Regions from separate parts of the Homo sapiens genome. Here region 1 is linked to region 2. A link is a contact called in ENCODE Hi-C or POLR2A ChIA-PET data. All regions are on one chromosome and are shown on one strand. The core of a region is the stretch at or near the end of the contact, and the rest is flanking DNA. Distances in the headings are between cores, read along the strand shown.

Region 1 (3,829 bases), core at 878-3,377, 58 kb after region 2:
CCTGAGTTAGAAAACAGGAAAAGGAGACATTCCCAATATCCTCTGATCCTTCCCCAAAACCCCATCATCCAATGTCACCATCAATGAACATTCTGAAGAATTATCTTAAGTTATAGTTAAGTTTCTCTAAATTAAGTAGTATCTTTTTTGCTTAAGGTGTTTCCTTCCTCTTCCCCTGTGCTCCTTTTCAGCTAGTTTTTTGTTTATTTGTTTTTTGCTTTTAAGACAAAGTCTCCCTCTATCGCCCAGGCTGGAGTGCAGTGGCATGATCTTGGAGCACTGCAACCTCTGCCTACCAGGTTCAAGTGATTCTCCCACTTCAGCCTCCCCAGTAGCTGGGATTACAGGCACCTGGCCCCATGCCCAGCTAATTTTTGTATTTTTAGTAGATACAGACATGGTTTCTCCATGTTGGCCAGGCTGGTCTTGAACTCCTGACCTCAAGTGATCTACCCGCCTCAGCCTCCCAAAGTGCTGGTATTACAGGCGTGAGCCACCGTGCCTGGCCTTTTCATCTAGTTAAATCCTACGTAACAACACCATCCAATAGAATTTTCTGCAATGACGGAAACATTCATTATCTGTGTTATGTAATACGGTAGCCACTTGCTGCAGGTGGCTAGTGAGCACTCGAATATGGCTAGCGCAACTGAGAAATGGAACTTTTAATTTTATTTACATTTAATTTATTTAAACTGAAATGCCAACATGGGGCTAGTGGCTACCATATTGGACAACATAGCTATATAACTTTCCATGAACTCAAAATTCACTTCCTCAAGGAAAATTCCCTTCATCCTCCTTCCAAAATTAGGCCTCATCTGCCCACTCTATGCTGTCTAGAACCTTCTTCTTTCATAAAGTCAATGAGGATTATAATTTTGAATAAGTTTGTGTGTATTACAAGTTTAATGTCCATTTCCCCTGGTAGAACAAGCTCTAGGAGAGTAGAGACGATGTCTCAGTTACTACAATGTGTGATACTTACTCAGTGCTCAATAAATATTTATTGCAATAATGAATGAGGCCAGATGTGGTGGCTCACGCCTGTAATCCCAGCACTTTGGGAGGCGAAGGCGGGCAGATTCCCTGAGCTGAGGAGTTCGAGACCAGCCTTGGCAACATGGCAAAACCCCATCTCAACTAAAAATACAGAAATTAGCCAGGTGTGGTGGCACATGCCTGTAGTCCCAGCTACTCGGGAGGTGGAGGCAAGAGAATCACTTGAACCCAGGAGTCAGAGGTTGCAGTGAGCTGAGATTGTGCCACTGCGCTCCAGTCTGTGTGACAGAGTGAGACTCCATCTCAAAAAAAAAAAATGAATGAATGAATGATCAAATGATCGTTAAAATATTCTATAGGATTATATACCGTATATATGCTTATTAAATAGTTGATCACAGAATGCAATCATATAATAAATAATCCTGGGAGGCTAACTGCTGTAATCAACAGAAACTGGGACTGACAGGGAAGGTAAGAATTTGACATGTTCAGTTTTGGGTATGTGAAATTTGAGATGCCAGATCAAGTGCATTAGGCCCTTTACCTTATTGTCAACTAAAATCGTAAAGGCTCTTCTAATTCATGAGAACATCCCACATCTCCTCTCTCTTGCACTTTGTAGCTAAGAGAAAAACCATTCACCCTTCTCATTAACATTTCTCATTCTTCCCTGAATGTTATGTTCATTGTTCAGCCTCTTGAAGTTGCTCTAAATCCTGAGTTTATGAGTGTACTTATCTCCACTCCCAGCTTTGCATTGTGTCAGTATTTATTTAACGTATTCCCAAAGCTGTTAATCCAGTTAATTGGTAAACATTGGCTATGTCAGAACCTGTAGCACAGTACCGAAGGAAGGCCTCCAGATAGATACCAAAATGCACGAATCAGCAGCACCCTTTGGATATGTCCTTTCACTCATTAAGTAAGCCCTGCCTGGAATGGAACTTGAGCCATGTCTGTTACTCTGGCCTCATGGAGCACCTGGGAGCTCACTAGCAAGCTCCTTAACTCTCTCCTGCTCCAGCTCCTTCTCAGCACTGTTGTTTCCTTCTTCTCCTAACAGATAAGTGGAAATTGGAGGGCCCCGTGGGCCTGCCTGAATCCAACTGCCACACCCCGGGCAAGCAGAGGGCCAGGGCCCTTTGCCCAAGTTTCCTTACAAACCCATGAAGGACAGTTTCAGAAAGCAGCACTCTAAAGGCACTCAGTGTCAGAGCCAAGGTAAACAGCCTGGGACACAGCTGCCGGTCCAACCGGGGTTAGGCAACGTGGACAGCCAGCGTGGGAAGCCAAGAGAAGCCGAGGAAAGAAAGAGAAGGGAGGTTTGAAGGGGGCAGTTGAGAGGGAGGCTTTGGCAGTTCTTGACTTCTGCTGCCATTGCAGTGGGCTTTGGAAGCCTTGAAAGGGACCGTAAAGATGAGAGCCAAGGAGGTGGCCACCAGAGGATGCATTTGATTGGGAATAGACAAAAGAGGCATCATCCTCACTTCAAAGCCATTTATCAAACACAGCAAGTGTGCTCTGCATAAGGATAAAGACCACCAGCTCTAGCATACATCTCAGGGTCCCAGAGAGGACAGGCAGACACCTCCCTGCGAACCCTAAGGCCTTACTGGGCAGCTCCCGACCTGGACAGGAGAGTTGGCACCACTAGCATACCGCCCTCCCTATTCTGCCTCCCTGAATTCCTTCTCAGCTTCTAGAAAGGGCAAACGGTCCTTCCATTACCAAAAGGCCCCCAACCACCACCCCTCCACTTCACAGAAAAACCATCACATGTTAACAGTCCTCACTGTTCTCTGCATGTTACATCACTGCTGACTTCTTTTAGTTTTTTCAAAAGCCCTAAAAACTGCTACCAGGAAATGAATAAGTCTACGTTGGATAATCCATAGCAATCTCATTTACTGTGAACAAGAGCCACAAACAGGACAGTGTGGTCATCTCTCAAGGGTGTTGGTGACCGGTCGGGTGATTCCCAGAAGAGATCAAAGCCAGGCAGAAAAGATGGCAAATGTAGCAGCTAGTGTAGTCAGTGGGTTGTGATTTGGCTGGAGCTGAGGCAAGGGAACGTCTGAAGCGAATGAATAAAACCCTGCACAGCTCTGAGAATGCCCGTGGCCTGGCCTGTGCTGTTGTTACATTTATATCTAATTCATGGAGTTGGTAACTGAGTGGTCGGGGCCCAGCCAGACTGCAGCAGCCTGTGCAGTTCCCCCAGGAGCCCGTTGGCCAGGTTTACCTTGCCTAGTTTCATCTCAAAGAAAAACATCGATTTAACAAATATCAAACCTTGGACCCCTGAGACATTGAAGCAATCAGGTTCTGTGGCCTGTAGGAAGCTTCTGCAATGCCAACCTGCTAAATGGTACCAAATGCCCAAACATTAGTCATAGGCACTATTATCAATGACCTACTGCATGCCAAGTGCTTGTATATAAACTGTTTCACTTGATCCTATTCCAAAATCTCTCTCCTGTCATCCTCACAGGCAACCGCTCTCATTGAAGTCATGATTTCTGCCTTTATCTCTGACTGGATTTCCCTGACTCATCCACACATAGCCTGAATAAACTTGGAAATGTATAAATATGAGCAAGTCATTCCCCTTCTTAAGACTTTATGCATTGCCGGTTTCCTTTGGGTCACATCTGCTCTCCTGGGCTCAGCATTCGAGGCCCTCTGTTGCTGCCGCTGCCCTCCTCCTGTCCCTCGGCCTCTCTTCTTATGCCTACCCTGAGTAGGTGCACCCCTGTGCCTTTCCAAGAGAACTTCCCCTGCTTGTGGCCACCGGAGAGTTCAGGTTCCTCCTTTGGGATCGCTG
Region 2 (4,204 bases), core at 380-2,879:
TAGTTCCCATGTGCAAACTCAATCTATAGCATTTGGGTAAAGAATACTCAGTCCTCTGCTGTGACAAGAACAAATTCATCACCCACACCATACATTGTAGCTAAGGGCATCATCGTGCCCACATGAATCACCAGGCAGAGACGGCTGCCAACTCTGAAATTCTTTACTCATGGAAGACTCACGTATACTAATGCCGACTATTTACGCAAGCACATTTCTCCAGGTGGCCTGGAGCAGTTTACAAGATGCTGGCTCATTCCTCATCATGCCACTTGGAAGGAGAGCAAAAGGTGGGGAAAGAGGAAGGGCCAACATCATCATCTGCATTTTATGTGGGGAAACTGAGGCTCACATAAGCCGTAAAGTGAAATGTATAGACATTTATGAGTCAGAAATCGACCATGGAAGAGGCAAAATGAGCTTATCTGAATCATGAGTGGACTATTTCTTGCCCAACAATTTCATGCAGCTCTTCCAACACAACTGTTTTGATACAGCAGCCTCAAAACAAGCCAAAATTCAGACTCGCTGTATTTGGTTTATAACCAGTTTCCCATCTTTCATTCCTTCTCTGACTTCTACCTGACTTCTGAATTTGGTTGACCCTGTTTTTTTGTTTGTTTGTTTGTTTTGTTTTACTTTAAAAGACCCTCAACCCTCCTGGAGTCCTGACCTGCTATTTCTTTCATTTTGAACCTCTACCAGTCCTTTCCTTCATCTGTTACCAATCCATACACCCTTGATGCCTGGAGGTAAGATTGACAATGGAGGGGGGGAGGTGAAGATCAAGGTTGAGGTGAAGCTCACAGATGGCCTGCAAGATGCCTATTTTACTCATCATTTATTTTTTAAAAAGCTGAACATTTATCGGCTGAATCTTTGAGCCATACCAAAATATCCTCATGTCAAAATAGCTGCAGTAAAGTGGTTCTATTAAAATAGCTGCCTCCAAAGAACTGAGAGTGGAGATGTCACCTGCTTCTGGCACCTGACTTTGGTCCTCTTCTGCGTGGCATTGCCTTCTGCTCTGCTGGATTCTGGCGTATGGCTCATCAGAGGAGGCACTAACATCAGGGCTGCCTTTTATCTTGCTGATCCAAGCGAGGACTATGTAGGTGTCACAGATGAAACTCGTCCAGAAGCCGAACAGGATGCTAATGGCATGGCCACGTGTTTCCAGCACCCTGTGAGGCAGCTGGCTGGCATCAATCCTCTCCCCAGCTTCCATCCCACCCCCATCCACCCATAAGCTCTTCTTGGGTCAGAAATGCAATTCTTTGATGGTGCCAGACAGCCAGATGATGCTGGAAAGAAGAAAGAAAAAGAAAAAGCAGGTTTCTAAATTAAGCACAAGGCTCGTTTATAAAAATAAATAGCCACAGCCTAGCAACGTGCTCACAGCTCAGCTTTCCTCCGTAATAAAACCTCTGTGGCTGAAGCCTGGGATGACACAGCCTTCAGAGGGCCCCACGCCCTGGCCCTCCTCATGCCCTGGCCTCTCCCAGGATAATACTCACCTGGAGAGTGCTGACAGTGGTACTTTTGGGGCCCCACTCTTCATTCAAGGCCAACCAAAGGCCAGGCTCCAAAAAGCAGAAGGAAGGCAGAGCTTAATGAGGCCCATGAACACTTACAGACTCTTGGCAGTAACTAATACACCTGTAGCAAAAGTGGTTGAAGTTCCTTGGGCTACTCTGTTGAAATAGGAACTTCTAGTTAAGACCATGTCTTCTTTGTTCACCATTGAACAGTACTCAGCTAAGCACAGGGCACGTATTGAGTACTCAACCAGTATGTGAGGAAAGACTGGTTAGAGGTATAAATGAATGAATGAATGTTGCCATCCCATTATTGATGCTCTCCAAACTCTTCACTACAAATGGAGTCAGTTCCAGAATCCAAAGCCAGCATTCTTCTCCTGATTATGACATGCACCAAAGAGGCATCCCCTGAGCTGGATGTTTAAATCAGAGCCCACAGCTGAAGTGAGCACCAAGATGTACTGAGCAAGTGTGGACTCTTACTGATCCAAGTGGTGAGGCTCTTACAATGGGCAAGGGCAGAGGGCATGCGATATGTAGGTAACTATTGTTAGCATTCCTGAATCTTCTCCTGTTCTTTAGGCAGCAGCAGCTTCAAGGGTGAACTGTTGCTCAGCAGAGAAATGGCAGGAAAAAATAGGACATTCGCTTCTGGCCTTAGTCCTGTTGGAACACAAAAAGTGGAGTCTGCAATGCTGTTGGAGGCTCAACAGGTCAAATACATCAGTAATGGGCATGGTATGGCTGGGGTCATACGGAGACAGTCCTTAGAGCACTGAAAATGTGATCATCCTGAATCCCATAAGGATCCTTATGAGGTTAGAAGGGACAATGTGGCTCCACTTTGATGACTGACAGCAGTTGCTTTGGTGAGTTTCTACGTATTCCCTTGTGATCAGAGAGTGGTACAGGACAGCATGTCAAAATCGTAAACCACCATCTCAGAGCAAGGCCCCTTAGTTACAATATTAAAAAGATCAGAGAAATTGGCACATAGCATCATTTAGAAATCTGTCTTCAGGCATCTTTGTCTGGCCTGGCTGGAAATAGTAAAACCATATTTATGTCATTGAGAAAAAGGTTCTTAATTAAATTCAAATGTATAAGAATATATCGTAGGTCTATTTTTGGAACAATAATCTGGGAACAAAAAAAAATCTAAACAGCAACAAAACTTGTACAATAGCATTTAGCTTCAGACAGCAGCATACAATAGAGAAGAAGGAGTCCTCATAGACTCTGGACTCTTAGATTGATTCAATCCCACAAGCTAGAGCACCAAAGTCATGGCACTGGGACATTTAGGAAGAGGAACTCTAGCAGTGACCTGATTAGGAGACAGCTCCAGCAGAGAGTCAGCACATAGACTGGCCAAGCTGCCCCCAGATCTTTGGTGATATCTCTTTGGTGGAGATAAAGGAAGCCCTTTCCAAAGCAGACCAATTATGGCATCCACAACCATAGTCCCTGCTCCAGCCTAGTGAGGACACAGTATGTTCCATAAGTCCCTAAGGCTCTATGCCCAGGGCTCCCACTTCTGACACGGCTGCTCAAGGATAAGACCCCACTGACCCCATTCTCTATGGAGGGTACAGAAATCCATAAGAACAGAGCCCAATACTCAGCTCTGTGACCTTAACTACTTGGAAACTGATTTTCTTTGTTCATAAAATAGAGAGAGTAAAAATAATGCTTTCTATCTCCCAAGAGTGTACGAGGATCAAATGAAACACTATTATGTTCAAGTGCTTCCCAGTCTGCAAGCTATTGTTCCATGTGACCATGTTTTATAAAATGTAAAGGTATACAGTGAGAAGTTTGCTTCTGATGTGAGGATTGAGACTTCCTTTGTCACAAACTTTTAGGGTGCTGTCTGGTTCCATCTTATTCATAATACTATTTTTTTTTCAGAGACCCCTAGCCATTTCCTTGGCTTCAAATACCAAAGACCTAGCATTTCAAAATTGTGTTTCTGTAACTGCTTCTTTCCTCTTACAATCCCTCAGAAAGTGCTGCAATTCTAGAATGCATGAGGAACCTTGGGGCTCACAAAGTCCACCACTTCACTTTGCAGATGTACACACAGAGGCACAGAAAGTTTAGGCACTTGTCCAAGGTCACGTGTGGAGTTTCACTCACCCTATCCTCAGCTTCTCCCACAGCCTGCCAGTGTCTGCCCTCCAGTGGGTCTTTGAGGGCCACAATTCAGATTCCACTCTTCCGCAGCTGGGACATCCATCTTCTGCCCTCGGACATCAGAGCTCCTTGTCCTCAGGCCTTCAGACTCCAGGGTTTACACCAGCAGCATTCCCCCGCTGGTTCTCAGGCCTTTGGTCTTGGACTGAATTACACTATCAGCTTTCTTGGGTCTCCAGCTTGCAGGTGGCATATTGTCACTCCATAATTGCATGAGCCAATTTCTATAATAAATCCCTTCTTAGATAGATAGATAGATAGATAGATAGATAGATAGATAGATAGACAGATGGTAGATAGTAGATGCATACATACATACATACATACATACATATCCTATTGGTTCACTTTCTCTGGAGAACCTTGACTGATACAGATTTTGGTGCTACACTCCCTCAATACTGACCATATTTTCCCACTTTTAAGTGAGTAATTGTTACTTAAGCTAGGTGTGTTATTTAGGATGT

Evidence for each region. Hi-C counts contacts between places; a loop is a spot of excess contacts on that map. ChIA-PET counts read pairs that join two places held with the same protein, here RNA polymerase II (POLR2A). Pooled maps may share reads with other maps.
Region 1: a map of prostate gland shows a loop between it and region 2 (4-fold over the local background). The contact joins the enhancer-like site here to the promoter of SMIM2 in region 2. A Hi-C loop is called at or near these places in 10 of 168 maps with a recorded cell type or tissue (Caco-2, PC-3, ascending aorta and 7 more), 1 of 37 single-sample maps with no recorded cell type and 8 of 50 pooled maps. POLR2A ChIA-PET finds 5 or more read pairs at or near these places in 3 of 52 experiments (Caco-2, MCF 10A and activated T-cell).

Annotation. Positions count from the first base shown.
Region 1 is chr13:44,216,863-44,220,691 of GRCh38, forward strand. No RefSeq gene overlaps it. Among named protein-coding and RNA genes, the nearest start is that of MIR8079, 23 kb to the left of the region's middle. Within about 2 kb of position 2,128, at least 22 of the 41 ENCODE cell types and tissues checked have a DNase peak (open chromatin) inside an H3K27ac peak, as active enhancers do; they include ascending aorta, dorsolateral prefrontal cortex, prostate gland and 3 more, where a contact is called at or near this core.
Region 2 is chr13:44,159,628-44,163,831 of GRCh38, forward strand. SMIM2 (small integral membrane protein 2) reads right to left here and starts at 1,630. Exons shown (of 3, transcript NR_197392.1): 1 at 1,518-1,630; 2 at 976-1,304. RefSeq lists an enhancer at 1-761.